Linked DNA regions of Homo sapiens: regions 1, 2, 3, 4 and 5 are each linked to region 6. The links are chromatin loops, found by intact Hi-C in ENCODE. Cell type or tissue: PC-3. All regions are shown on one strand. Region 1 overlaps DHX32 (DEAH-box helicase 32 (putative)). Region 2 overlaps ADAM12 (ADAM metallopeptidase domain 12). Region 3 has its middle 78 kb from the start of C10orf90. Region 4 overlaps C10orf90 (chromosome 10 open reading frame 90). Region 5 overlaps ADAM12 (ADAM metallopeptidase domain 12). Region 6 overlaps FANK1 (fibronectin type III and ankyrin repeat domains 1).

Evidence for each region. Hi-C counts contacts between places; a loop is a spot of excess contacts. Peaks named below come from ENCODE experiments on the same cell type or tissue, not always from the same donor. Only the 100,000 strongest peaks of a DNase experiment are listed, where the experiment ranks them.
Region 1: a loop joins it to region 6, with 7 times the contacts of the local background. A loop is called at or near these places in 18 of 110 quality-filtered maps.
Region 2: it touches region 6 in a loop (15-fold over the local background); 36 of 110 quality-filtered maps call a loop at or near these places.
Region 3: it touches region 6 in a loop (10-fold over the local background); 53 of 110 quality-filtered maps call a loop at or near these places.
Region 4: a loop joins it to region 6, with 14 times the contacts of the local background. A loop is called at or near these places in 91 of 110 quality-filtered maps.
Region 5: it touches region 6 in a loop (4-fold over the local background); 10 of 110 quality-filtered maps call a loop at or near these places.

The regions. Positions count from the first base shown.
Region 1 is chr10:125,865,762-125,870,761 of GRCh38, forward strand. It overlaps DHX32 (DEAH-box helicase 32 (putative)), which reads right to left. Exons shown (of 11, transcript NM_018180.3): 2 at 1,229-1,422. Among named protein-coding and RNA genes, the nearest start is that of DHX32, 13 kb to the right of the region's middle. In PC-3, a CTCF peak has its summit at 2,798; a DNase peak (open chromatin) is centred at 2,790.
Region 2 is chr10:126,300,013-126,305,012 of GRCh38, forward strand. All of the region lies in intron 2 of ADAM12 (ADAM metallopeptidase domain 12), which reads right to left. Among named protein-coding and RNA genes, the nearest start is that of ADAM12, 86 kb to the right of the region's middle. In PC-3, a CTCF peak has its summit at 3,043; no DNase peak of the experiment used is centred here.
Region 3 is chr10:126,746,503-126,751,502 of GRCh38, forward strand. No RefSeq gene overlaps it. Among named protein-coding and RNA genes, the nearest start is that of C10orf90, 78 kb to the left of the region's middle. In PC-3, a CTCF peak has its summit at 2,746 (motif pointing left); a DNase peak (open chromatin) is centred at 2,669; H3K27ac peaks cover 1,131 bases.
Region 4 is chr10:126,501,297-126,506,296 of GRCh38, forward strand. It overlaps C10orf90 (chromosome 10 open reading frame 90), which reads right to left. Exons shown (of 10, transcript NM_001350921.2): 4 at 2,661-3,789. LOC105378549 (a long non-coding RNA gene) reads left to right here. Exons shown (of 3, transcript XR_001747637.3): 3 at 1,810-1,889. Among named protein-coding and RNA genes, the nearest start is that of LINC00601, 82 kb to the left of the region's middle. In PC-3, a CTCF peak has its summit at 3,006; a DNase peak (open chromatin) is centred at 3,025; H3K4me3 peaks cover 576 bases.
Region 5 is chr10:126,158,882-126,163,881 of GRCh38, forward strand. The region is part of intron 3 of ADAM12 (ADAM metallopeptidase domain 12); the gene reads right to left. Among named protein-coding and RNA genes, the nearest start is that of FANK1-AS1, 190 kb to the left of the region's middle. RefSeq lists an enhancer at 3,463-3,963. In PC-3, a CTCF peak has its summit at 2,525; no DNase peak of the experiment used is centred here.
Region 6 is chr10:125,980,448-125,985,447 of GRCh38, forward strand. All of the region lies in intron 2 of FANK1 (fibronectin type III and ankyrin repeat domains 1), which reads left to right. Among named protein-coding and RNA genes, the nearest start is that of FANK1-AS1, 9.7 kb to the left of the region's middle. RefSeq lists a silencer at 1,964-2,013. In PC-3, CTCF peaks have their summits at 2,045 (motif pointing right) and 2,255; a DNase peak (open chromatin) is centred at 2,054; H3K27ac peaks cover 985 bases.

The sequences.
Region 1 (5,000 bases), 110 kb before region 6:
CAAGCAATCCTCCTGCCTCGCCCTCCCAAAGTGCTGGGATTATGGGCATTAGCCACTGTGCCCAGCCCCATGGGTTTTCTGAATGGAGATAAGAACCGCACCAGAGTGCAGTGCTAGCTGGGACAGGGCAAAATCCCTTCCACTATCCAGTTTACCGAACATCCTCCTGGGGATGAGCACATGAGACACTAGGGATATGAGCACGTGAAAAACCATCCCTGCCCTGTTACAGAAAAGCAGAGCTTCCCCAATGCTGTGCGTGGCACACTGTATGCCACACAAATGGGTTAGAGAGGTGCAGAAATACTGACCCCGAGATACTTAGCTACTTGGCTCTTGGAGTGGTCGGGCAGTGCCCGGGGCAGCTGAAGCCCGTGGGATGGTCAACTCTGGCTCCAGGCAGCTGTGACCATTTCCTTGCGGTACTGTATGGATACTATCACTTTCTATGATGGCTGTAATATAAAGGTGCTTGAGAAGCACTAGCCCAGAGCAGTGATTTTTCCAGTTTCTTTTTCCTTTTTTTTCTTCTTTCAAGCTCTTGGAAATCCTTCTTCAAAGGAAATCTCATAATGAAGCTAAGCACAGAAGAGATACCACAACTTGCGGTAGCCACAGAGAAGTCTCCTTGGAACATAGAAGACTCTGCAAAGCACAGTTTGAGAAACACTGTCGAAGCTGCTATGATGCAGGCTGACACCAAGTTTTCCAGAAGCCCCACAGAGGGTTTTCTAATGTGTATTACTGGAGGGGCAGGGAAGCCTTCCTGGAGTAGGTGGCTGCTACACTGCATACTGAGTGACTAGGAGGAACTAGCCGGGCCCGGACATGCTGAGCACAGGGAGGGGCAGGTGTACAGGCACAGGGTGTGGAAAGCACAGGGCACACAGTGTGCTCCAGGTGTCCATGTGGCTTGCACACAGGCAATGATGTGGACCCTGCATGAGGCATAGCTCCAGAAGCACACGCTTGAAGGTTCTGAGGGGCCAAGCAAGTTGTTAACTTTTTCCAGGGGATAATGGGAGTCATGGGATACATTTAGACAAGGAATCCCAGATGATGCCAGTGTGGGAAAGCAACTGTTGCTGGCTGGCTGATGACAGAGACCAGTTGCTACTGCACAGCATAGATGCTTAACAGGTAGAATGCCAGAATAATGCTCCTTCAGAATTGTAGAACCTAAGCCAAGAATCATCAGCAGGGAGCGGACTGAACCCCACAAACCAACCTCAGGATTGTTTCGTTGGTACAGCAGTTCTCGAAAGGGATCACGTAGCCAACCTCATGACCAATGTTAACATCCATTTCATCCGCCACCCGCAGGGCGAGCTGGACCACAGTCTGCTTGTGGACCTGTGTGCATATCACGCCCCCGTGCTGGTAGTGGATGGAAAGACAATATTCAGCACACCACTGAGGAACCTGTAGCAGGAAAAAATGAGACAGGATCAGCTTCTGCTGAAAACAAAACAAGAGACATCTCTGTCTTACAGCAGGGTTCATCTTATAAGTGATTTTCTTTCATCAGTAAATCAGCAGTGGGCTGTATTACATCTTACTTAGTGAAACTCTGAACAATATGGATTATGCACAGAGTTACTGCTAGGAAATAAAGTTAAGAAGAAACAGGAGTTAACAGGGACTGTGAAAGTTTGACTGCCAGACAAAAAAAGGCAGATAAAAATCAAGGACAGGCCGGGTGTGGTGGCTCACGCCTGTAATCCCAGCACTTTGGGAGGCCGAGGTGGGCGGATCACGAAGTCAGGAGATCGAGACCATCCTGGCTAACATGGTGAAACCCCGTCTCTACTTAAAATACAAAAAATTAGCTAGGCGTGGTGGCGGGCGCCTGTAGTCTCAGCTACTTGGGAGGCTGAGGCAGGAGAATGGCGTGAACCCGGGAGGCGGAGCTTGCAGTGAGCAGAGATTGTGCCACTGCACGCCAGCCTGGGCGACAGAGCAAGACTCCGTCTCAAAAAAAAAAAAAAAAAAATCAAGGACAAAAATGAAAAAAAAAATACTTTCAACCTCAACTGTGTTTCTGAAAAGACTAATGTATTTAGAGATTATTTTCTTTTTGATTAGAAGGCCCATCAAAAATATGGCTTCTGTTATCAGCTATTGTGTTTTAAGCAATGTAAATTATAGATAGCATTTAGATAAAAACTAGTGACTCAAAATTAAAGCATTTATATTTAAATCCAAATGATGATAACAAATATCCAGATAAGCCTACTTAACATTTCTCTGATAATAAAAGCTAAAATATCCTGGTAATTTACAATCTAAATATAATTAAATAAATAAACCCATCTAAATAAACCCAGTGAGATAATCAACCAACCCATCTGGATTTGGAGTCAGTTCTAAGCAAAGCTACTCTAGAGCCATTTTATTTTAAAAATCCTTTTTTTTCTAAAATATATTATGGACCAACTGATGTTTATCACATTCATTTGTACAAGAATTATTATAGTAGAATGTACTGAATTCATTTGTATGCTACAATCTTAAGGCATTGTCAGTAAATTATGCATTGTTACATGCATTTTAAAAATAAATTATTCCAAGAGTGTTTTTAATTGATCTAAGGAATTTAAACGTTGTAAAATTTCTAATTATCTTGAGGTCTGCTATTTATGAGATTCATTATGAAATTCTTAGATCTGAATTCTCACTGTAATTTGAAAAATAAACATAACTCACCAGAAATACAAGTAACTCCAAAATGAATGACTGCTGTAGACTGTAAATTCCTAAGGACTGAAAGGCAAATGCACTTCCTGCACTTTCAGATAGGTGTCAGCCTTGTCAACAGGTTGCAAGTTATCAGTAATTATTTACTCAACGCTTACTTTGTTCTATGAAAGATGAAATTTTAAGATACTGCGCTCAGGAAACGTGGAATCAAGGCAAGATCCAGGAATAACAAGCCACCTAAGGGATTGGCTTGCCATTAATTTGTTCCATGTAAACCACAAATTTTCTAAGCTTTAGTTAATTCTTACCTGTAAAATGAATAGACTGAATGAATGAGAATTATCCTTCAAGTTTGAACTCTGGTGTCGTTTTCTCCACAAGGCTTGCTGTGATCCCCTAGGTATCTAGATCCACGGTGTGCTTCCCACCGTGGCAGCCATCACCTTCCTGAGGTTGCTGTTTGTTCCTAGTTCCCCACTACCTAACGGCCCCTCAAATGAGCTCTAAAAGCAGAGACCTATCCGTGTTGGTCACCAAATTATCCTAGTACTCAGTAATTATTCATTGAATGAATAATTTCTTATACTGTCTAGAAATAATTTAAAATTCTGTGATTCTACATAGTTTAAGATTCTACATCGTTTAAGAATTTACATAAAATTTTGCCTCCTTTATTCCTTAGCAAGTAATTTTTTATTCTTGCCAAATTCTTACTTTTAAATGGATTGCCTTCATGTCAGGGTCCACTATCTAGGGTCCCTAGCCAAGACCTCAAACATCATTCATGTGAAAAGCTATATTAAAACTACTTGTTTTTAAAAAATTTTCTTTAGGCCAGGCATGGTGGCTCATGCCTGTAATCCTAGCAATTTGGGAGGCCAAGGCAGGTGGATCACCTGAGGTCAGGAGTTCAAAACCAGCCTGGTCAACATGGGGAAACCCTGTCTCTACTGAAAATACAAAAATTAGCTGGGTGTGGTGGCGTACGCCTATAGTCCCAGCTACTCAGGAGGCTGAGGCAGGAGAATCGCTTAAACCTGGCAGGCAGAGGTTGCAGTGAGCTGAGCTGGCACCACTGTACTCCAGCCTGGGCGACAGAGTGAGACTCTGTCTCAAAAAAAAAAAAAAAATTTCTTTAGTAGAGACAGGGTCTCGCTCTGTTGCCCAGGCTGGTCTCAATTGCCTGGGCTCAAGTGATCCTTTTGCCTCAGCTTCCCAAAGTGTTGGGATTACAGATGTGAGCCCCTGTGCCCAGCCAAAACCCTTGTTTGAATATGATTCTCTGTCTCTCCACTATGTGGGAAGATCCTTAAGCTACACGTGTGGTTTGCATTTGTTCCCAATACCGAACAGAGGATCTGACATATGGTAGGGATAAGAGTTGAGTGGAAAGATGGATAAGGACATCATAATAATTGAAAAGAAGAGAGAGAAAGGCTTGGGCTTAGTGCTAAGCATGGGAGAGAGGTAATAAAACCACGGGAAAATTACTGCAAAGGAAGAATAAGCAGTGCCCACTAACAGACTAATTATGCATAGGAAGAAGACAAATATTCTATGATTTCTAACTTAAAATACTAATTATATAATTGACAAGAACAGGAAATTGGAAAGTAAAATAAAATAAATGAATGAAGCTAAAGAGCAGCATAAAGTTCTTTTGGGGGGAATCAGGAGTTAGGAGGGTAGGAAGATGACCTTCAGGATAGTCAGGAAGATGGTCAATGTTATCAGAAGAACATCCAGGCATAACCATCCTGGGATCAACGGAAAAGCAAGGCAGGAGGCTAAGGGAGAGGTCAGAGCTAGAGATAGGCATGGTAGTTGCAGAATTTCAGTACTGAAAGAAATCTCTGGAAGACATGAAGGCCAACACCCTCATTTGATGCATGAGGAAAGAAACTTAGAGGCGTGACTTGTCCAAGGTCATACTGCCAGTAAACAGCATGACCAGAACCAATCCATATCTTCTAGTTTCTTGGCGAGTATAATTGCCACTACATCACAGTTGCTTCTAAGCATCTTTATAGAAAGGTGGCAACTGAAGCCATGAAATTCTCAGGCAATCAGCATTTTAAATTACTCTTTCTAGGCTGGGTGCGGTGGCTCACATCTGTAATCTCAGCACTTTGGGAGGCCAAGGCGGGTGGATTATTTGAGAGGTCAGGAGTTTGAGGCTAACCTGGCCAACGTGACGAAACCCCATCTCTATTAAAAATACAAAAATTAGCCAGGCGTGGTGGTGGGTGCCTGTAATCCCAGCTACTCGGGAGGCTGAGGCAGGAAAATCACTTGAACCC
Region 2 (5,000 bases), 320 kb after region 6:
TTTCACTTTCTTTCCTATTATTTTTACCTTTGTAGAATAAAAATATCTTGAATTCATAAATGGATCGTGTGACCTTCTATTTCTTAAGATGCGAGCATGCAACGTTCTGCAGTTAGAAGAATCCCACTGGAATTTTCAACCATTTAATGATGCTACCCAAATCATACACAGCTACTGTCCTCTTGCCCTGGCCAAGAACTGGGGTCAGGGTCAAAGCTAAAGCTCTAATGTGGCCCAGGAAAGAAGGAAGGAGGCTACCACTTTGCTCCACCTGCCTGATCCCATCCCACCTGACAGGACCTGGGCACTGGTCCCCCACTGATAAACAGGGGGGAAGAGGCCAATTTTGATAGTATCCATGGGGCTCTGCAGCCAGACCACTCTCCTTCCTTCTTCCCCTTACCAAATTCAGTACCTCCAAGCTAAGAGTTATCCTCCTAAACCCTGGCAATAATTCTGCATATATCTGCATTACTGTTTAACAACTTGCAGGAAAAATTATATCTATACAGCAATAATCAATCATGGGTGTATAGATAATTTACGGCCAAGACACATTTTAAAAAGACGGTTTTGTTAAATGAAAGTACTGTTTCATTATCTCTGCTATTAACATAACAGCCCAATTTTATTTACCACAGAGCTTATTACCATATGACCTCACTTTTCTTTTTTTAATTAATAGGAAACACAAAAACCTGACCCTACTGGAGAATAAAATCCTGCACAGAAAAATTAATGTAACCTTTAAAACCCTGACGTAAAAGGCTACATAGGTTGAGTGTGTTAACTCTTCCCATGTCCACAGATTAACATTGCCGGAGTATTCCACGAGATTCCACTAGTATATCATGATGAGAAAGACCAACTTCTAAGGCAGCTTGAAGCTTTCTGTCCTCAGGTCTTTTCAGTTTGATTTGCTTAATGTAAAACAAGTATTCAAAATAAGCAACGACTTAAATAGGTTGGTTGAAATCAGTGGTTTCAACTTGGGGCGATTTTGCCCCCCAGGGAACATGTGGCAATGTCTAGGGACATTTTTGGTTGTCTCAACAGGGTGAAAGATGCTACTGGCAACCAGTGGGTAGAGTCCAGGGGTGCCGCTAAACATTGTACAATGCACAGGACAGTACCCTCCCTCTCCCCAGCACAGAATAACCCAGTCCAAATGTTAACAGTGTCATCGCTAAGAAACCCTGGTTTAAATTTTTCTTCTTGAATAGCTGCATTTAACCAGATGGTCTATAACCTTGTAAGTGCTAACAACACACTGGCTTACACAGCTCCCACCCTTGTTATTTTATTTATATATGCAAACAGATGTGTTATGTTCTTTTTAAGACCACCTTTGAATGGAAGAAAACTTGCCAAAATGTAATTACATTCAATCTATGTCAGGGTGAGCATAGTTTCATTCAGTCCCCAAATGAAGACACACTGGAAATTAGGTGGCAGTGCATTTAATATGGGGAGGTTTCCTGAGAGTTAGGCCTTCAGTTCTTGTTTAAAGGAAGAATAAGGAAAGAAGAACCTCCACATTTCTAGGCTAAATGAGGAACATGGGGTAAGGGGTGGGGTGGCTGACATAGCTGAATCAGTGGATTTTTGGAGAAGCAGGTTGTATTTATAGGAGGTCAAGACTTGTAGGATGTGACCAGCTGGTAAGAAGCTTTGAGGATGATCATCAAAGGTTATATTTAATCCCAAGCAATAAAAAGGCAGCAACCATTACGAGTCCACTAAGAAATACTCAGAAGACAAAAACACATTGGTCTACTCTCTTCCCATCCAGATTGCAGACATTGCCCTTTATACATACTCTTACATCCTCCCTAACTTCCAGGCGTAGTTAATACTCTGCCTCCTTAAATCATAATTTATACTCTGAGCCTGGGGCCTAATTACTTAATCTTTTCAAATTCATGGAACATATATGGGTAGCATGTATCATGACCGTGGGACAGCTTGAGCCACTTAATAAAACTTTCAAGTCCAAATCGTATACAAAAACATCCTGGTCTTATCTAAAATTTCGACATTCTCTGGAGAAACAATCTTTAGTGTGTTCTCCAGAGGGATTCTCAGGGTCATCCAATTCTGATGCTTAAATCAAATAATCGTTTGGCTTTCTCTCTTTGTTCCTCAAACCCCACCAACCCCACCCCCAGGGTTTTGTCCGTCCAAACTGTTCATTTTGCTTCACCAAGTCTGTTTCTGTGCCAAATTCTGCAAGTTAAGCCTTCAGCCTTTGGACTATCCTTTTACAAGATGGGGGCTCAGATTAAATTCTCACTAACTTGTTCCTGTTGTGATCCCAGATGTGCTTCTAATCTGTGTTCCTTTTGTGTGTGATCTCAAGGCATTTGGACTAAAATGGAAAGTCAGCATTTTTTAGAAAGTAATTGGTCTTTTATTATACGATACTTTGAATGGGATCAATGTGTTTCGGCAAAAACAGAAATGATGACGAGAAGAAAGAAAGAAGAACACAGATAGATGGGAAGATTTCACCCCTTTCGTGAGGACACTTAGGATAATGAGCAGGGGTCTAAGCTACAGGAGGGTGGAAGGGGAGGACGTCTGAAGAGCTTGAAGTGATCTCTGCAAGTTTAAAACAAAAGCACAGTTGTCTCCTGTCTAGAGTCAGTTTGTATTCAATTGTTTTTTAAAAGGAAACCACCAATGGTGAGGATGTTTCATTATGCTAAATTATAAATCACTCCTGAAAAATAACATTTAGAAAGAAAGGAAAAGGTTTTGGAAATAGGCTACACGTACCATTACCAAAATTGTGTCATTTCAGAATGATAAATGCCCTGTGTGTATTTTTGAGGCATAATGCAGTAAAGACTTTAGTACTTCCAGTTTTCACTAGTTGAGCACAATGGCAGTGACGCCAGAAAAGAAGTGACTTTTAAAAGAAGGGAACAAAGGAAGAGGGGGCATGGTTTTGGAACAGGCTGGGCATTAAGGATAAAAAAGAACTCAAGAATGGAGCAAAGTAGGGAGCTGGGTGCCTGGGAGGACACTGACACCCAGAGGAAAATAAGGGAGACAGGACTGATTTGATCATTTTTGATATTTGATGTGTGAAACATTTTTACCTACTTGAAAGTAGTGTTAAAGTACAATGTGATCCATTGCTGTTTTGGGAAGCATCGATATTCCTTTTTACATGCGTAAAATCCCCATTCATCACTGGGAGCTTTCAATCCTTTTGGTATTTCCAGTTGCTCATACTATCCTATGTATATCACCAATGTAACAACAGCTGTTTTTATTGCTGCTGTCATTGTGCTGGAAAAGCGCAAACATGTTTGTACAGCTTTCTAAGCAAAACTGTCATTTTCCCTTTTATTAAATTGGTTGTTTGTGATTAGTGGGAAGAGTTAAATCGCTGTAGAAATCCTATTAGAAAGAGTAATGTAATAGCCTGTACAGGGATCCCAGTCCATTTCCCAAGACAGGTCATTAAATTACTTTCCGAGAGGAGAAGATTCACACAGAGCATTCAGGGCAATTAAGAAAATCACCCTATTCCTGGCTCTTGGGCATTTTTGAAGTGAGATATGCTTTGAGCAAAACCAGGGAATGTGGTAAAGGAAAATAATTTTTGCACAGGCTTTAGAAGGTCACAGGACAGGGAAATAAGCAATATGTTTGAATCCTGGCCTAGCCACAGAGCAGCTTTGAGACAGATTAACCCTGCATAGCAAAGCCTCTCTTTACCTGTGGTGGGTTTGGCTTCCTTAATTCATTGTAAGGTGATGCCTCACCTTGTTTGTCCTAATTGTGAGAACACCATCATATTATACACCAAATTGGCTGGTTCACAGAAGGGCAAAGATCCTAGACTGAAGATATTTTTAAATTCTCCCACTGTGGTATACTATTATTTGACAGTAGACTATGAATACATTATAGAACCATACTATAAATTTCACAGTCTTTCTTGATCAGACCTCCTCCAGAGATTGAGCTGTAATACCTTAACACATCCATCATATATGATGAATTAATGTCTCTCCTATGCATTTAGAATGGTGTTACTTATGCATCATCCTTGGGAGAATTGAGAAAGACACTCAATCATTTTTCTCTGTCTTCTGTGATTACGATGAAACACTCTAAGAAAGGCCGTGCCTCACACAAACACCCAAAAGTAATAAATTAGTTAACAAATAAATAATACAATAGAGACAAAGAGCTAAGAAACCAACATACAGAAAACTAGAATACTGATTTTTTAAAAATCCAAAACCAGGTAACAAAAAGGAAGTGAAAGAAGGAAGGAAGGAAAGAAGGAAGGGAGGGAGGGAGGGAGGGAGGGAGAAAAACAAAAAACCCAAACAGATGGAAAAGTAGAAAATAAAGAACAGCAACTTCAAAAAAGCCAACCATATTAATAATTACATTAAAGATAAATGATCTAAATACTCCAAAATAAAAGGCAGAGATGGTCACAGGCAGTGAAAAAGGAAGACTTAACTACACGCTGTCAGCAAGAAACCCACTATAAGTATAACAATGCATATAGATTAAAACTGAAAGAGCAAAGAGCAGTAAATGATATATTATAGAAGATGAAATACTATTTGATAAATTGGACTTCAAAATTTTAAAATTCTGCTGATCAAAATACACCATTAAGAAAATATAAAGTTAAGCCACAGTGTTGAAGAAAACATTTGCTACACAATCGACTTGTATCCAGAATATATAAAGAACTGTTAATCACCTTAACGCACGTAAAAATGGGTAAAAAAAATCTGAACGTTTACAAAAAAAAAATATATTTGAATGGCCAATAAGTTCCATGTAAACATGGTCAATTTCATGAAATATCAGGGAAATGTGAACTAAAACCACAATGAGATACCAATATCCAACCATTATAATGGTTGAGTTGAAGAAGACTGAATATACCAAGTGTAAATTATAAATCACCACCACCACCGACATATAATGTATACCTTGGTGAGGATAGAAACAATAGAACA
Region 3 (5,000 bases), 770 kb after region 6:
CCCCGCACTGGAAAAGCTTTCAGCAGCAATGAGATAAACGCCATCTTTAGCAGCACCCTTAGAACAGGTGAGTGCATCAACAAGCTCATACCGGAGAGGAAGGAAGTCTGGATGAACACCACACACACAGCAAGAGGAATGGGCTGTACCAGTTGACAGGTACCCTTAGAGAGTGTGCCGTTGAATTACGATTTCCAAGAGAAGAGGTCTACAGCAGAAGATGGATGGTGCGATGTAAAACAAATGTTTCTGAGCAACAGAATGCGCCCAAAGCCACCTTAGGACCTCCACCAAGACTGGAATCAGAGGGAGGGAGGATTAAAAGGAGACGGAGGATCACTGCCCTGTCTCTTTGGGCTTCCTGGTACCTGGAACAGCCCGGTGGATGAGCCAGCCTGAGGACCAGACTTTAGAAGTAGCTCCCAACCAAGGCAGTGCTTCTGAGGACATCTGCAGAGATGGTCAACTAACTTCCCCATAGGACCCCACCATGGCACGAGGGAATGAGCACGAAGCAGAAGGCCTGGCTCCAGGTGGAAAACCAACTCCTTGACTTCCCTGTAACTCAGCCTCTTCCTCTAGTAAATGGGGTCTCATCACCTGTTGCAGGGTCTGTGAGCCTTCCCAGGTCTACACCCCGCAACCTTTTCGAGGATGGCTGTCTTTTCTCCCCAGCAGCGTATTTCACTGCGCTGAGGACACAGTCTGTCTCCATAACTTCTGCACGCCCAGGACTTAACACCGCGTGGCCTTTAGCAGGTGTTCTATGAATGGTTTTTATTGACATGTTAATTAATATGCCGGGCTCGGTGGCTCACATCTGTAATCCCAGCACTTTGGGAGGCTGAGGCAGGTGGATCACTTGAGGTCAGGAGTTTGAGACCAGCCTGGCCAACACGGTGAAACCCCATCTCTACTAAAAATACAAAAATTAGCCGGGCATGGTGGTGGGCGCCTATAATCCCAGCTACTTGGGAGGCTGAGGCAGGAGAATCCCTTGAACTTGAGAGGTAGAGATTGCAGTGAGCTGAGATCATGCCACTGCACTCCAGCCTCAGTGACAGAGTGAAACTCCGTCTTTAAAAAAAAAAAAGGAAATAAACTGAAACCTGTTTGGTAACCTCATAACAGTTAAATGCACATGCCTTTCCATCCAGCAACTCCATGCATTCCAAGATATTTGGAGAGGTTGTTCACACAGCCTTGATAGTAAAGGTGAAACATTGGAGACCTCCTAAAAGTCAACCAGTAAAAATTGACCAATTAATTAAGATACGGCCATGCTAGGGAACTCTGTGCCACAATCAAAATGAATGAGGTAACTCTCTGTTCTTACTGGGAAGGGTACCCCTATGGTATCATCAGGAGAAGACCATTATTGTTAGTAAATAGACAACTTTGTTAAAAAATTAAAAGAGTATGTGCCCAATATAATATATGTAAGTTTCTATGCATAGAAAAACTTCTAGAAAAATAGAGATTATCCCCGGAGAATGTAGTTAATAGCAAGATGGGTGGTAAAGTAGTATACTTTCATTTTTTTATTAGAATGTTCTGATTTTATAATTTTTTTAAATCCCCAATCCCCTATTAAAATGCAGATTTCTATGGGGAAGGGTCATTCCATGCTGCCAGGCAGCAGCTTGGCTGGAACCCAGGTGAGTCATGGAAGTGGGTATTTATTAGGCCAATGTCTGAGAACCAGCCCCAGGAGCCTGGGAGCAGCCTGCAATGGAGGGGCTCAGCCACAGAGTCCACTCAGTCTTTTACAGATGGGGAAACTGAGGCCCGGAAGGAAGAAGGATTTTCACAGGAAAGTAGGGACCAAATCCACATGGCAAGGAGGCTCTGACCAGAGCCATTCCCCACCTGCAGACCAGAGCACAGCAAGAGTCGAACAGCAGGATTTGTGGAGTGCTGCCCCAGCAGCCTGGACTTCTGTCGTGGATGGACAGTGACACATCTTCAGCCAGTTGCAGTCACGCTGGGTCCTGCCTCTACCACAGCATTCACTCTCTCAAGGTGGCTGCCCATGCACAGCATATCAAAACCAATGGACCAAACTGTAAAAGAATTGGCCCAATATCCATCTCATGTTTTCCCTTCCAGAATGTTGACATTACTTTATATTTTTCAACATCAGAGTGTCTACTAGGTCAGAAGAATTTAAAGCCAGTTACATCTGGGCCGCTTGATACTAGGGATAAAAGCAGTTTCCATTACATAATGAAATCCTTGGCTTTCCCCATCCAGAGCCACAGCTCCCCTTCTAGTTGATTGAGCTGCTGACTGGCACATGAATACTGTATTTAACTAAAATCAACAAGGACCAGGAGGTATAGGATTTTGCCTGCAATTCCAAGCAATCTGCTGACCTTTCTCTGACACTACTTACTATATTTTAGTGTCGGAATCAATTGAACGGTGGGTTCTAAAGAGAGCAAGTGAATTCATTTGTGCTTTGGGAAAAGGCAGCCCCAGCGATCCTCATCCATCACTGTTAGATGGAAGGGGAAATGCCTTAAAGTGGCTCGTTTTCTTTCAACTGCAATATGCCAGCAGAGCACATAAGGATTCTATAACATGCAGCAGTCACTGTGATTCATCCTCATAAGGCAGTGTCTGGGCCAAAAGAGAATGTAAATCTCAGAGAATCACCTTCTTCTGCTGAGTAAGTGGATAGGGCCATTTGTCCTCTAGGTACCAACCATGTAAGGGGCACAGTGCCCTCTGGTGGTAGCTGCTTTTTCCTGCGCTGCGCAATTGTACGCTCCTCCTACCTGCCCCATGGAAGAACAAGGCGGCTCTGTTCAGAGCATCCCATGGCTGGGTGGCTTGGGGAGTGGGGAGGCCCACAAGACTGTATGTGCTGGGTGAACCTCACAGGGCCTGAGGAAGAGAGTCTGAAATTGACAGTGAAGCAATCAACCTTAAAAAGTATGGCAGAACAGGCCAGTAGGTGCAGGTCTAGCTCCTGTGGGTTGTGCTGAAAAATGGCAACCAACCATCCAGGCAAGAGGCTCTACAGAGTTCTGATAACCTCCTCTCCAGACCTGCTGAAACAATATGGAGAAATGCCCAGCCAAGAAGAAAGACAGCACTGCCTGGTGGAAGAACATGGGCTTGGAAGTCAAAGAAGCTGGATGTGGGGCCCAGCTCAGCCACTTGCTGGTTGAGTGACAGAGGACAAGTAATTTACATTCTACAGTCTGCAAATCCGTTTCTTCATCTGTGAAATGGGAGGGAAGAAATCCTACCTCAAGAGGTCATTATCCAAACAAACAAGACAATCTGCGTAATGGCTCATGGCAGGGTCTAGCAGAGAACAGGTGGTTGTCAAGTGGCAAGTGTGGCTGAGAGTGGGCTGCAATTCAGTGCCCTGTGTTCTATTCCTTTTTTGTAGAATTTATCATTATTATTATTGTTTTATTTTTCCATAAGTTATTGGGGCACAGGTGGTATACTTGGTTACATGAGTAAGTTCTTTAGTGGTGATTTGTGAGATTTTGGTCCACCTATCACCCAAGTAGTACACACTGCACCACATTTGTATTATTTTATCCCTCACCCCCCCTCACTCTTCCCCCCAGGTCCCCAAAGTCCATTGTATCATTCCTATACCTTTGCGTCCTCATAGCTCAGCTCCCACATATCAGTGAGAACATACAATGTTTGGTTCTCCATTCCTGAATTACTTCACTTAGAATAATAGTCTCCAATCTCATCCAGGTCACTGCAAATGCTGTTAATTTGTCCCTTTTTATGGCTGAGTAGTATTCCATCATATATATATATATATATACACACACACATACATACATACAGTTTCTTTATCCATTTGTTGATTGATGGGCATTTCGGTTGGTTCCACGATTTTACAATTGTGAATTGGGCTGCTATAAACATGTGTGTGCAAGTATCTTTTTCGTATAATGACTTCTTTTCTTCTGGGTAGATACCCAGTAGTGGCATTCCTGGATTAAAGGGTAGCTCTTTAAGGAATCTCCACACTGTTTTCCATAGTAGCTGTACTAGTTTACATTCCCACCGGCAGTGTAGAAGTGTTCCCTGATCACCGCATCTATGCCAACATCCGCTGTTTTTTTTATTTTTTGATTATGGCCATTCTTGCAGGAGTAAGGCAGTGTCGCCTGATGGTTTTGATTTGCATTTCCCTGATCATTAGTGATGTTGGGCATTTTTTCATGTTTGTTGGCCATTTCTACATCTTCTTTTGAGAATTGTCTCTTCATGTCCTTAGTCCACTTTTGGATGGGATTTTTTTTTTCTTACTGAGAAGATTTTCCCCCACTCTGTGGGTTGTCTGTTTACTCTGCTGACTGTTCCTTTTGCTGTGCAAAAGTTCTTTAGTTTAATTAGGTCCCAGCTATTTATCTTTGTTTTTATTGCTTTTGCTTTTGGGTTCCTGATCATGAAATCCTTGCTTAAGCCAATGTCTAGAAGGGTTTTTCCAATGTTATCTTTAGAATTTTTACAGTTTCAGGTCATAGGTTTAAGTCCTTAATCCATCTTGAGTTGATTTTTGTATGAGGATCCAGTTTCATTCTCCTACATGTGGCTAGCCAATTATCCCAGCACCATTTGTTGAAAATGGTGTCCTTTCCCCACTTTATGTTTTTGTTTGCTTTGTCAAAGATCAGTTGGCTATAAGTATTTGAGCTGATTTTGGGGTTCCCTATTCTGTTCCATTGGTCTATGTGCCTATTTTTATACAAGTACCATGCTGTTTTGGTGACTATGACCTTATAGTACAGTTTGAAATCAGGTAGTGTGATGCCTCCAGATTTGTTCTTTTTGCTTAGTCTTGCTTTGGCTATGCAGGCTCTTTTTTGGTTCCACATGAATTTAGAATTGTTTTTTCTAATTCTGTGAAGATGATGGTGATATTTTGATGGGGATTGTACTGAATTTGTAGATTGCTTTTGGCAGTATGGTATTTTCACAATATTGATTCTACCCATCCATGAGCGTGGGATGTG
Region 4 (5,000 bases), 520 kb after region 6:
AGAATTCTACAGCATGGACAGATGTGCTTTCTTGTCACCTGAGAAGAAATAGAGTCCACTGGAAATTATTTCTGAGTGAGGGAGCACACAGCCAGGGGTGCACGTGTAGGTGAAGGTGTGCATTTGTAGGCATCCGAGGCAAGTGCCCCACAGCACACCCCAGGGCTCTGTGGCTTTGGACTTTGCAACTGAGGGGTCCAGAATCCCACGGAGCCTCTTTTCTTTACAGAGTCCACCTTGGGCAAATAGAGCTGAAATTTTTTAAGCTTGATGGGACCTCGAAAACACCCAATCTACCCCCTGCTCTAGTTACCCAGATGAGGAGTTCAGAGAGTATCACTCCTCCACATTCACTGAGCTAGAAATAATAGATCAGCAACTCCACAAAAAGTTCTTCCAAATGTGGTCTATATATACACCATGGACTACTACTAAGCCATTAGAAGGAATGAAATCATGTCTTTTGCAGCAACTTGGTTGAAGCTGGAGGCTATGATTCTAAGTGAAGTAACATAGCAGTGGAAAGCCAAAAACCGTATGTTCTCATAAGTGGGAGCTAAGCTATGAGTACGCAAAGGCATACAGAGTGATATGATGGACTTCAGAGACTCAGAAAGGGGAGGGTGAGAGGTGGGCCTAGGGATAAACACACACACACACACCACATATACACCACACACACACACCACACACGCATACACACACACCACACACACACACCATACACACACACCACACAACCACACACCCACACCACACACACGCACACACACACCACACACACACACCACACAACCACACACACACCACACACACACACACCACACACACACAACACACACACACACTAGGTGCAATATACACTACTTGGGTGACGGGTGCCCTAAAATCTCAGAATTCACCACTGTAAAATTCATCCATGTAACCAAGAACCACTTGTACTCCCAAAGCTACTGAAATTGTAAAAAAGGTATTCAAGACTCCCCTGGTGTCTGTGACTATCTCTTTCCTCAAATGGTAGAATGAAGCCTCATGGCTTAAAGCCACTGAAACGCTTCACATGTGAATCTTTGGGATCTGTGCTTTTTCTGGGGGATGTTGGCCTGCAGGATGCAGAATAAATTTATACTATTTGCCTAAGATAATCCCTTAGAGGAGCAGTCATTTCACAAAATCACAATCAAAAATCTTCTCTGCACCACCAAAGCCAAAAAGTAAGTTGGGGGAAGTGTCCACACTCTTGCTGCCCTCCTCTGAGATGAGTGTATGAGTGTTTGAGATCTGGCTCTCATTATTAATGAAGAGCCTTTGGTGAAAAGTACTATAAATCCAAATTATTATTTCACACCATGACACATGGTTTAAAAATGAGGATGTGCTTTAACTGGGGTAACATACAACAATGCAGTGGTGTATTTCTGGAATCATCATCAATAAGGAAGACGAAGTGCTTAGCTTGAGCAATCTCTTTAACCACTAAAGTGGGATTTATCTTTGGAACATTGATAGCTGCTTATGTTGTCCTTCTTGTAATAAGTCTGTAAGACATGCATTTCAATGGTTTAATCAATCTGAAAGCCATGCCAAAATTGCCTTAAAAATCTCTGAGCATTCAATATTTCAATATATATACAGTTGTTAAAATTAATTACATCATTTAACATTTCTATACACATTATAACTTTAAATGTTTTACAGTCATTTTTATTAATAAAGCTTTAATGAATAAAAGTTGTACCGTAAAATTATGATGCATATCCTGCATTTTCAATTGTATACTAATATCTTTAAATACTTTTTTCCAAATAGAAAGTAATTCATAAACCAGAGCCTCTTGCAGAAAGCAAAGTTGAAAATCAGAAGTTTACACAGAGAAAGAAAGAAATCTGGCCTCTTTCTTCCAAAAAATGCCTGCTTTCCTCTTTTGATTTCCCAAGAAAGGTGCAGAGTCCTCAGGGCAACCCATCCTGGGAATTCTTCCCGGCCCTGGAAATGGCAGAAACAGCAACAAATCCTGGTCAAGATGCCCCAGAAGACAAAACCAGGGGGACAGAAAATTGCTGCTGCTGCTGCTACTACTATTTGGCACAGAGAGTCCCTGACTTGCCTAATTTAGAAAATGTCCTATAATTATTATACACGCACACACGCACACATTCACATACACACATTCACACTTACACGCTCCATTATGAAGCTTTGCAGTCTAGCTTTTATATCAATGAGGCTAACTTGAAAAGTAGAAAGTACAGAAATCTGGACACTTCCAAACACGCAGATGTTTGGCGAGAGAGATGAAACATCTGGGGGCGAATGGCATTTCATTCTTCTCACCCTCTTTTGGAACGCAATTTGGGCATGTTGTAAATTAACTTCCTTTGGAGGCCCTCATTTCCTTCTCATTACATATGGTCTGGAACTATTGGGAACAAGAATTTGACAGAAGGCCTCTTACAATCTACAAAAGTCTCAACTAAAAAAATCTATCCAATCAGACATCGATGCCGAGCTATCAGTTGTCAACTATGAGCAGAGCAGATCACTGCAAGTCTACTGAGAAATGCCTCTTAGAATAAGTTTTGTATAAGAAATTCACTCAACAGTCACCTTGCTAGGACATTTACTCAGGTCACCCTCCTGCAGATGGACGCACCACTCACCTGCCCTGTAACTCCAGCCAGGAATGTGAATGGACAGTTGGTTGGCATGATCGCTGGCGTGACAATGAGTTGTATGGTCCTTTTCCCCTTTTCTTACAGTGACTTGGTTAGCTCCCACATTTGCCAATTCTGTGTTTTCCAATGGAAAAGAACCACTCCAAGGACAAGCGCCGGTCCCCAAATGCACCCGCCTCAACGATGGGGTTTCCTTCAAGTGACTTTCTTGTAAACCTGGGTTCCAGCGCTGGCCTACGAGGTCCTGGTCTCCCTCCAGGAGCTCCTGCTTCAGGGCTTCGCTTATTGGCTCTCTGTTCACTAGGCCATCTACTCCATCTGCTGTTAATCTGTGGGAACTACAATTGAGGTTGAGCGACAGGACGGATCTGTGCATTTTGGGGCTGGCAATTTGAGGTGGCTCAATGGGGACGGAGAGAGACTTGTCTACGTAATAGATTGAATCTGGACACTGCTGAGACACCCTGAGGTGGACACAGGAACTGAACACCAGCGGGCTCTTTCCTGACAGTGGGGTGTCTGGAGAAAAACTGGTCTCTTTGTCGTCTGCATGGGTGACCCAGTACTTGCGTCTCTCACACAACCCAGTGTGGGCCTCGGGAACCTTCAGCCGCACCACGGAGCTGTTTCTGGAGAACTCTGTGCAGGCAAAAGATCTCTGATGCCGACCTGGATGGGCGCCATTGGCCAGAGCCGGGGGCGCCTGGAACAGTGTGTCCTCAGCCCTGCACTTGGGGCACAGAGAGTCCCCAGCAGTCCCCCACACCAGGGCGCGGGCTGGGGGGCCCACGCGTCTGGCCGTGATGGTGATGGATGCAAACCCTCTGCGGGGGCCCCCACAGGGTCTCTCCTCTTTGGGCGGCAGCTCTGCCTCAGGTCCTCGCTCATCTGACGGTGCCGGGATTCCTAATCTGCCCGGAAGTAACGCAAATGCTCTGTGAATGTTGACTCCGCTGCGGTTAGCCAGAGATTGCTTGGCGTGATGTGCACGAGACTGAGCAATGGCACACGGTAGGGGCAAGGAGGCCCTGTTTTCTCTTGACTTATTCTCATCAATCATCTGGGAGATGACTATGGATGAAATCATTTTTGTGTTTTGTGATGCCAGGGTCTCCTGCAAATAGAAAAAGATCCCGATTATTCAAGCAGTCTATTGAAATATAGACAGTAAACTCTCTTTCAAGGGCCACCAGGATGCCAGAGCACTGGGTTCATAACACTCAGATGTCTTGTCCAAGGCTTTTTACTGCACACCTGATGCTCAGAGATGGCAGGAAGGGCAGGAAAACTAGATGTTTATGACAAGTTACACGTTCTGGAAACATTGGCCTGAGTCATGAATTGGTTTTCTCTGCTGGGCATCTATTCTTAATTTATCTAATGATGTGTCAACGGGGATCATCTAATTCGATAACCACCTCCGCCAAGCCCAGGAACCCCTGAATACAGGCTCATATCCTCAATGGAGAGGAAAGACAGAATTCTGGAGGTGGCTGGAACTTGGGGCCACAGGTTTATGTGGGAGATTAGTCAGTAGTCCTGAAAGGAAACAGCAACGGTGGTTACCAGGAGCCCCCTCCCTACCTTGGTCCTTTGGAGTCCTCCACATTTGCCGGTTTAGACTCTAATTCAGTTGCTCCCTGCTGCTTGGCATCATGGAAGTCAAGGTCCAGAGAGCAAAACAATAGAAATCAAATGCCCAGCTGGGCATGGTGGCTCACACTTGTAATCCCAGCACTTTGGGAGGCTGAGATGGGCGGATCACCTGAGGTCGTGAGTTTGAGACCAGCCTGACCAACATGGAGAAACCCCGTCTCCACTAAAAATACAGAATTAGCCAGGCATGGTGGCACATGCCTGTAATCCCAGCTACTCGGGAGGCTGAGGCAGGAGAATCGCTTGAACTCAGGAGGCGGAAGTTGTGGTGAGCCAAGATTGTGCCATTGCACTCCAGCCTAGGCACCAAGTGTGAAACTTCGTCTCTCTCACACACACAAACATTAAACAAACAATCAAAAAAAATCAAATGCCCACGTTTGCCCAGACCAACACTATGGCAATCAGATGATTTCACTTATCAGAATTGGGGGACAGGGGACACTGGACCAAGGCACATGTAGCTTTGCTGCATTTCAATGATCGGTTGTATCAGTTTTTGTCCAGTATTTTTAAATGACCAAGGTGTTTCATTTTTCCTAATCAGCAGATTGTTTGTCCTAACAGTAAATTGCTCATGTGTCCAAAAGAGTATGCTATGATTTTTAACAAAGCATCTAACCAGGTCTATACTCATTTGTTTCTATTATGGTTATGTGTGAAGCACTA
Region 5 (5,000 bases), 180 kb after region 6:
GGATGCACAGAGCATGGTGGGGAGGATGCACAGAGCATGGAGGGGGGATGCACAGAGCATGGAAGATGCAGCTAAGGATGCACACAGCCTATTCTCTACTGAGCCAGAACCCATAGTGGCCTCAATAGTCTTAAAAAAGAGCACACGGCTGGGCACAGTGGCTCACGCCTGTAATCCCAGCACTTTGGGAGGCCAAGGCGGGCAGATCACGAGGTCAGGAGATCGAGACCATTCTGGCTAATACGGTGAAACCCCGTCTCTACTAAAAATACAAAAAAATTAGCCGGGCACGGTGGTGGGTGCCTGTGGTCCCAACTACTCAGGAGGCTGAGGCAGGAGAATGGCGTGAACCTGGGAGGCAGAGCTTGCAGTGAGCCGAGATCATGCCACTGCACTCCAGCCTGGGCAACAGAGCGAGACTCCATCAAAAAAAAAAAAAAAAAAAAAAAAGGAGCACACTTGACCAGCTTAAATATTACAGAGAAAGGAAAGGAAGAATTTAATGTAGATTAAGTTATATTAATTATTACATATATTATTTACTATGTACTTGTACTTCTATCACATCCTTTATTAATATTTTAGCAATTCAGGTCTTAACAATGTTGAAATCTTATTTGAATGAACAAGGTATATAGATACCTAATATTAAGGGGAGTGATGGGTGCAGACATTTGTAGAACAAAGATACATCATTCGAAGGCTTCTGACCAGGCTTAACTGAAAGCTGGTTTGGACAGATGGCCAAGGAGAAAAGTCATTTTACGTATGAGGGAGAGAAAAGTCCATCAGGAAAGCTGGGGATTAGAGAAAACGAGCTTTTGATAGACAACTGTCAGCAAACTGGAGGACAGAGTAATTTTAGGGTTAAACAGCAGTAAAATTAATTAGAAGGTTTTGAAATGTGACTCAGAACAGCAATACAAAGCCCTAAAACTACCCACTGCTCCTCATCATCATCCAAGTGTCATTGGAGCTAAGCAGAAATACAACCACAGTCATGCTTGGAGCTCTGGAGAGTTCTTAAGCACTGTGTTATGTCTTCTCTTGTCTAAGGAGAGTGGAACAGGGGCTTGTGCTTACAGCCCTGACCATGTCCCACTGCTGCTGAGGCACTAAATGATATGTTCCTTTTCGAGTTTTTCTTATGCAGTCTGGAAAAGAAATGTTGATTTACAGATAAGATGCAGTCATACCACTTGTGTACATTGTATCTTCTCAAGATATTTTGAAGACAAGAGAGGGGAAGGGGAAGGGGAAGACAGGAACAGGAGGAAAGCCAGCAAAAATTCATGCTCAGCATACAACAGAGTCTTGCAAAATGCAGGCGGTGAATGTTACGTGCGCTCACCACAAAAATGGTAACTGGGAGGTAATACATTTGTTTATTAGCTAGATTCAACTATCTCCTTCAAAACAACATGGTGTGCCCAACAAAAACACGCAATGATATGTCCATTTAAATAGCTAAATACCTAAATAAATACCAACTCCCCCCTCTCCAAAAAAAAGCCCCAAACTGAAGATGGGCTTTCTGTTGATCAGCCCCAGTGCTATGAGCTGGAAAAACAGGCAGCTTCCTTGGTTTTCTTTCAGGGGTTTGAATGAGAGATGGAGAGAAGCAATATGACCTGATATCGGAACTCCTTCCCAGCTCTCCCTTCCAGGAATCTGTGCTTCTGCAGCCAAGACTCCAGGTGTCATGCGCTCCACACCCTTGGGAATGAACCCACCATGCAGGGCTTTGTGTGCCCCTGCTCCCTGCTCTGACTTCCTCAGGTCCTGCTTGGAGATCATGCTGCTGTCCCTGCTAAAACTCTTTAGTGTCTTCTTGTTGGCCCTGGGGTGAAATCCCAACGCCTCCCGATGGCCTCCGAGGTGCTTGCAACCTCATGCTGCCCACCCTGCCACCACACTGTGCTCACTTTTCCCTCTAGCTCATGCTACTCTAGCCAACACTGGCCTCTGGTTGGTTCTAGAACATTCCAGATCCTCTCCCTCTGAGGGCCATTGCACCTGCTGTGCCCGTGTCTGGAACATTCTTTACATGGCTTTTCATGTAGCCAGCACCTTTTCATCCTTCTGCTCTTGGTTTCAGTGTTGTCTCTCCAGAGGGTCCTTTCCTGATCTCTTATCTAAAGCAGCCCCATCACCACTATTAGCCCCCATCGCAGTCCTCCTTTGGTTTTCTGCCTGGTATTCCTATTTTGTTTATGCGTCTCCTTACTTATTTATCTCTACCTTCAAGAATGTGAGCCACAGGAGGGCTCCTTGGTCATCGCTGTATTCCCTCACTTCCAGCCCTGCAGAGAGCCTGCACCTCCTCCTGGCTGTAAGCATTAATAGCTGCTAAACACACCCTGGTCCAGGTACTGTGCTGAGCCCCTGATATCTCATTTAATCCATATATTATCTGGCCCATGGATATTATTTTTTTAATCCCTATTTAAAAGAGGAAACCAAGACACAGCAGGGTCAAATGACCTGCCCAAGGTCATGCCATCCATGACAGTGTCCGGGTGGTTTTGCTTTAGAATTTGTGCTCTTAACCACTGTGTGGCGCTACCAGACCTTACAGGATGGTCAAGCAATATTGACGGAGTGTTTGCTGCAGGTGCTGTGCTAAGTGCTGAATACATTACATGTTGAGCAGATGAATACGTGAAAGAATAAGTGAATTTGAGGAGCATGCGGCAGGCACTGCCCCTTTTGCTTCGGGCTTTCTGCTCCTTCCTGGGTGATACACGTCCCACATCTTTCTCCAGCACCATGACTTGCCAGGGAGCATGGATGAAACTGAGAAGGCGCTGGATGGAGGTTTTCTAAGATGTGTGCCTAATTTAAAAGGGGCCGGGAGTCAAAGTCCCCTGGAGAGAACTAAGGGGGGTGGATGGACAATGGCAGTATTGGAAATGTGACAGCAATGGCCTTGGAGCCTGCAGATTTCCCCAAAGAGAAAATCCAATTAGATGGACTATCTTACGTCAGCAAATGAAAACAGAAGGTGAATGCATAATTTCATGAGAACATTCTTTTTCTCTGCTTATTAGATTAGGCGATCTAACAAGGCACTCTGCTTCTCTCAATACCAGGAAGTAAAATGCATTTTAACTGTGCCAGGAGTTGATTTTGCTATTTGCCGTTTGTTGTGGGATGACACGTGACACCTAAATATTCTCTCATTTAAACAATATCTAGCATGCTGCACAATGGGAATAAGATGCTCCAGGAGGCCCCACTGCTGAAGGACACAGACCCAGAGTGGTCAGGGCTCCATGACAGGGACACGCCCAAAGCACTGCTGGAGCCCCAGGAAAGGCTTCCAACCCAGAAGTCAGCCTGGGGAGGGGGTGCCCAAGGGAGCCGGGAAAGATGGGGAAGAATGAGCTGCGCTGGTGGGGAAAAGGTGAGGAGAGGAATGGGAAATGGGGAGGAGAGCATTCCAGCGAGAGGGGACTGCATCCTCAAAGGCATGGGGGTGCAGAAACAGCATGCTAGCGGGCAACGCGCAGAGGGGAGGGGAAATGACACGGATGCCAGGTGGTCAGGGCGCAGGGCCTGAGGCAGGGAGACCCGCTGCTGCTGAGACAGGCAGGCTGGGGACAGAACCTACATGCTGCCCAATGCTGCTGACTTTATCCTGTGCCATGCAGAGCCGCCAAACACGGAAGGGACCTGAGCAGACACAAGCTTCAGAGCCACAGGTGGTTCTGACAGCCACACAGATGAGACTTGGAGGGGAAAGAGAAAAATACAGGCTCCAGGAAGGTTAGCAAGGAGGCTGGTGTGAGCGTCCATACAGAGCACCAGGCCAGGACACAACTGGATGGGAAATTCAGGGGGGCCCAGAATCAGGAACTGCGTAACAGACTGAGGACTCTTGCGTGATGTCAACAGAGATGGGTCACTCATAAAGGAGAGAAGAGACATGAGTTCAGTCTTAGCCATGGATGTAGTTTAGATACTTGTCCCCACTCAAATCTCACATTGAATTGTAATCCCCAAAGCTGGAGGTGGGGTCTGGTAGGAGGTGTTTGGATTGTGGGGGCGGATCCTTGATGGCTTGGTGCTGTCTTCGTAAGAATGAGTTTTTGCAAGATCTGGTCAATTAAAAGCATGTGGCACCTCCTCCTCCCACCCCTTCCTCTCACTTTCTCCCGCTTTCATCATACGAGGTACATGTTTCCACTGCACCTTCCACCATGACTGCAAGCTTTCTGAGGCTTCCCCAGAAGCTGAGCAGATGCCGATGCTATGCTTCCTGTAAAGCCTGCAGAACCGTGAGCCAATGAAACCTTTTTTCTTTGTAAATTACCAAGTCTCAGGTATTTCTTCATAGCAACGCAAGAATGTCCTAATCCAGCCATGCTCAGTGCTGAGAGCTGTTCTCTTTCTTGGACACGTCATGGGAGCAGGTGACTCCTACGGTTTGGAGACACATGGTGTCCACCCTCATTTAGAGAGGACAAGTAGACTCCCATCCTTTTTGGCCGAGTACTGTATTTTCTGATTTCAAAATCTTTGGACATACTGGCTGAAAACGAGTATTTAGAATTTGCATGAAAATATTACCATGTAGGTAAAGTTCTTCCTGATAAAATGTCCTGCATTTCTGAAATGATTTGAGTATTGACTCAAAACATGAATGACCTCCAAATTGCTTTCAGATCAATATTGAAATTATCCAACTTTAACTTTACCCTTATATAATTTAGTTACACAGTTTGAATGAGATGGATTTCATTAAGATAACATATGTTACACTCCAAAGCATGGGAGAGCTGAAAGAAACCCCCCGGCCCCAGAAGTGAATCAGCCTTTCTCTTGTGTTCTGCCAGGATTCTGTAACAAGACTTTCCCTATTCGGCCTTATTTCTTGTTTACTTGTCTTCCTCCCACACTGGGTTGAGCTAAAAAGCAGAAACAACACCTCTAAACCTAGCACAATGCCTAGCATAGAAGAAGTGCTTCATAAATAAACGAATGAGAAACTGAATCAT
Region 6 (5,000 bases):
AGCATCATTTGTATTCATGCTCTTTTATGAATTACAATTTTTGGAAAATAGGCATTAGCAGTAACTTTGAAATTAAACCTCTGTACCTTTGAGAGCTTCTTTGACTTCTGAAATATTTTAATGATATGTATTTAAAATCCAGAATGTAGAGACAGACTCAAACAATAGCTTGATGCAATTAGGTGAGCTTCCCATCAGGCTGTTGTGTTCACTGACGTGGAATGGCCCCGCATGGTCTACCCTGGCTAGCTTCTCTGATCTCATGTCATACCATTGTCCCCTTGTCAACTCTCTTATACCACGCTGGCTGCCTCTCAGCCTGGACAGGCCAAGCTGGTTCCCATCGCAGGATCTTGCTCGTTGCTGTGGTCTTGAATACATTTCCTTCTGTTTTTATACAGCTGGTTCCTTCACACCATGCCAATCTCAGATGAAACATCCCCCCGCCCCCAGAAGGCCATCTGAAGTAGCCATCCTTTCATGCAGGCCTCCTGTAGCTCAGAACCTTGTTTTGTATGCCACATAGCATTTAGCTCTGTTGGGCTTATTTTACTTGTTTACTTGTTTGCTTAGTTTGTTTACCTTGTTGTTTACTTGTTTACTTCTTGTTCCTTTCCTGCCTCCTCACCCAGTATTAAACTCAGTGAGAGACAAATAAGACTTCTGCCTGCTTAACGCTCTAGCCGGTTCCTTGACAGTGCTGGCTGTTATATAGCAGGCCTTCCAAATGCTTCTGGCATGAACCAATACCACCAGGAGTAATGAAGAAGTCACTTTTGGCCAGGCATGGTGGCTCATGCCTGTAATCTCAGCACTGTGGGAGGCTGAAGTGGGCAGATCCCTTGAACCTGGATGTTCAAGACCAGCCTAGGCAACATAGTGAAATCCCATCTCTACAAAAAATCCAAAAGTTAGCCAGGTGTGGTGGCTTATGCCTGTAGTCCCGGGCTGAGGTGGGAGGATCACTTGAGCCTGGGAGGTCGAGGCTGCAGTGAGCCATGATTGTGCCACTGCACTCCAGCCTGGGTGACAGAGTGAGACCCTGTCTCAAAAAAAAAAAAAAAAAAAGTTATGTTTTTCTTCTTAGTCTTCATATCATCTCTGACTTATTTCTTCCCCTTGATAGATTTACCACTTGAAAAATGCAAAATGACTATTTTGTGATTCAGGAATACCAAAAATGAGATACAAATATGGTTTTTAGTGAAACTTTTAATTTTGAAATAATTATAGATTCATATCCAGTTGTAAGAAAGAGTGATTGTACCTTTTCCCATTTCTCCCCTATGGTAACATCTTTGAAAATAATAGTGCAGTGTCACAGTCAGGATATTGGCATTGATGCAGTCAAGATGCAGAACAGGTTCATCACTTTCCTGGCCTTTTCTCAAGTTTGCATTGTGATAAAAGTGCTGACATGAGAAGATAGATATGTTTATGTGTATGTGTGTATAAATATCTATAAATATGTATATAATCTGTATATGAAAGCTCCAATTTCAACTGTTACTTGAGTGATAATATATCTGATATTTGAGAAATTTCTCTGTACCTTAAGAAAAATCTGAAATGTAGTTGCAATGTAAAAATAGTTCTTGTTCTGACTACTCAAATGTTATTTTAATCATGTCGTTTTACTTATTGAAGGTATGCTTTTTCTATCTAAAAGCATGAATTATGAGAAACATTTCTCTTGAGAAAGAAAAAGACATCTTTCTTTCCCCCATCACCTTAGCACCACAAGCTGTGTTGGGCAGGTGAATGGGGCCATCCTGCATCGTTCTTTCTTCCTTGGCTGTGCCTTTGCTGGGTGGCCAGGTAGGCAGCCTCAGCTAGAGAAACCATAGCTGCGTGTGCTGGCTTCCAGCCTGAGGTGTGTGTCTGTGTTGTCTGCATTCTCCCCAGAGACCTGGTTGCTGTCAGGCTGGAGAACGCACTCTCACTCTGACGACAGCCTGGCATTGTGGGGCTGGCAGTGACATCTGTGGTCCCTGCTCTAAGGACAGTGGGGAAATGCCTGCGTTTCTCACAGAATTACAAGTACAAATCTTGACGCTAGGTGGCAGAATTAGGCTGCATTAATCTTGACCTCTTTTGCTTCCTTATTTCTTTCTCTACATAGCATTAAAACTAGCAAATGCTTTTCTTGTAAAAAGTGGTTATCTAGAATACCTGATGTTTGGATTGTGGATTTAAGAACTTCTTCCTGATTTGTCAGTTTCTGTTCCCATCAGTCATCAGTCTATCTGGAAACAATGATATTGTCTTTGACTTGGGCTTTCCTCCATGGCTTCTCATAGCCAGTCAGTTACTGAGTTCTCCATTTGTAGAATTGCTTCTGTGCTTTCCCTCTTTAGCTGCGTTTTCCCCTGCAGGATGTAGGCTTTATTTCTGTCTAGCTCATTTGTGGATCCCCAGCTCCTACACCTGCCCAGTGTATTTTCTGATGGAAGGAGTTGACTTTATTCCTTTTTTTTTTTTCTCATCATTCTATCTTGCTGGGCTAATTTCCATTTTAATCTTTCTTTTGTCACATTGTCTTTGGTGGGTCCTCCATTGCTTAAAGGATAAAGGCCAAATTCCTTAGACTAACATTTAATGTCTTTCACAGTTTCCCTACACCTGCCTTTCTTGTTGCCTCTTATTTCTCAGCACAAACCCTCCAGTCAGATTTCTTACTGTCCTTTGAATATGCCTTGACGTTTTCTGCATGTGTGTTCAGTTGTTTTCCCTGTTTGGACAGATTTTCCCCTCTCACCCTATTCTTTCTTCTGCCCTGGTCAGATTTTACCTCCACTGAGAAGCTCTCCTTACTACCCTATTGTCTGTGCCCTAAATTCCTGTGATCGTTGCTGCCCATGCCACGCATTCCATTTATTCCATCAGCGTGTATTATTGAGTGTCTGCCGTGTGTCAGACACTGCTCCGGATGCTGGGGATACGGCACTGGGAAAAAATTCCTCCCTCATGATGATGAAGGCAAACAATAAATAAGATACATAAGTAAAAATAGGTAGTCAGCAGGCAATACATACTGAGGGGCAGCAGCATAGGAAAAATTGAGGGCCTGGGGTAGAGGTGGGGAAGTCTTCACCAAGAAGGTAGCTTCTGAGTAGATCTGAAGCAAGGATACCTGGAGCCTTGCAACTATCTGGGGGAAGAACCTTCCAGACATAGCAAAGGGCAGGTGAGAAAGCCTGGCAGTACAAATGTACCTGGCTGGTCCCAGGAGCATTGAGGAACAGAGGGAACAAGGAGGAAAATAATGGGGGCGAGGGCAGCTGGGTCATGAGAGGTCACTGCCTGGGCCTTGAGGGTTATTGGGAGAACTCTGGCTTACTCTGAGAGAGGCGGGGAAAGCCACTGGAGATTGTGAAGCTGAGAAGAGGTGTGATCCGGCTTATGTTTTACGAGGATCCCTCTGGCTGCTGAGTTGGGAACAGGCTGTAGGGAGGCCAGGCAGCAAGCAGCAGGGAGGACTGATGAAGAAGCTTTTGAAACAGTTTAGGTGGGAGACAACACAACAGTGTGGAAAGTGGGAGGATGCAGGATATGCTTTAAAGATGGATTTAAGAACTTGGTGGTGGACCGAATATGGGATGTGAGATACGGGATGTGAGAGAGAGGATGGTCAAGGGATATGTGGTAGCCAGCACAGGCCCAGTGATGCTGCTGGAAGCATCAGCGTCACAGTCTCAGTGGCTTATGGCAGCAGTGATTCCCTCCTACACACCATGCCCACCGTGGGTCGGCCAGGGCTCCATCCTGCATTGTCCTCCTGCCACAGCCCAGGCCATGCGGCAGCCTCTGCGTGAACATTGTCAGTCACTGTAGCAGGGGAGAGAGCATGGCATGCTGTTTCTTGAAGCTTCTGCCCAGAATGACATACTTCACTTCTGTGTATACTTCATTGCTCAAAGCAAGACATGCAGCCATGTCCGAGTTCAACAGGGCGGGGAGGTAGATAGAATCCTTGTGGGAGGGCACCTTGTGTCTCTGAACAACAATCCAGTCTTCCACAGGAGGCACCCAGGGTCTGGCCTGAGCAACTGTAATAACAGAGATGGGGAAGACTGTGGGTGGAGTAGATGCTCAGTTTGAAACTGTCTGACGTCCAAGCCGAGATGTCAGGGAGGGTGTTGGGGATGTCAAGGGCCAGGGAAAGGGTCTGGGTTGGAGAGACAGACTCCAGAGTCATCAGCATGAGGCTGGATTGGAATTCTGGGGGAGGGAGTTTAGAGAAGAAAGGGAAGTCTGGTAACTGAGTCTTGGGGCTTTTCAATATTTATTTAGCTTCTTATGTTTCATATTTGCTCAGCTCTTGCATCAAACATTTGCTTATTGACTGATAACAAAAACAAGGCTATGCTTTAAATTTTTGTAGACTTTCCTCTACTGTGGAAGTCACTCTAAGATTCATTTATTTTTTCAGCTGTCATGTCTAGGTAAAGTTGCGCTTCTCCATGGGTTCAATGAACTGCTCTCATGAGTCCTCCCTGCGCCTGTGTTGTAATCGCTGTAGAGTACCCTGGTGGGCAGTTGTGTCCTGGTCCCTGCTGTGGCTTTTGTCCTCTTTGGAGCCATCTCTAGTGATGCAAGAATCTTCAGCCTTTGACAAGCGTGCTTGGTAACATCTGGTTTCTAACACAGTTGCGTTATTTCCCTTTCCAGGGGTTATGGAGGTGCTGTTTGCTTCAGGGTGACCTTATGATATTTAGCAATACTGAATTTTATTGGGAGCACTTCTGGTTTTATTTTGGTCTAATGCTATGCTAAGTCTTTGACACCTTGCACTGAATTCTGGTGAGGCTTGGCTATTATATTCTCACTGAACTTCTAAAGATCTTTTCAGATGCCACACATTATTGAGGGCTCAGTTTCTATGACTCAAATATCTAAGTATTCATGGACCTATTTTCATTTAACATCAAAATCTACCTACTCATAAGACTACTTTGTGCCAGGCTGATACATTTTAGTTTTAAAAAAATTATTACTTT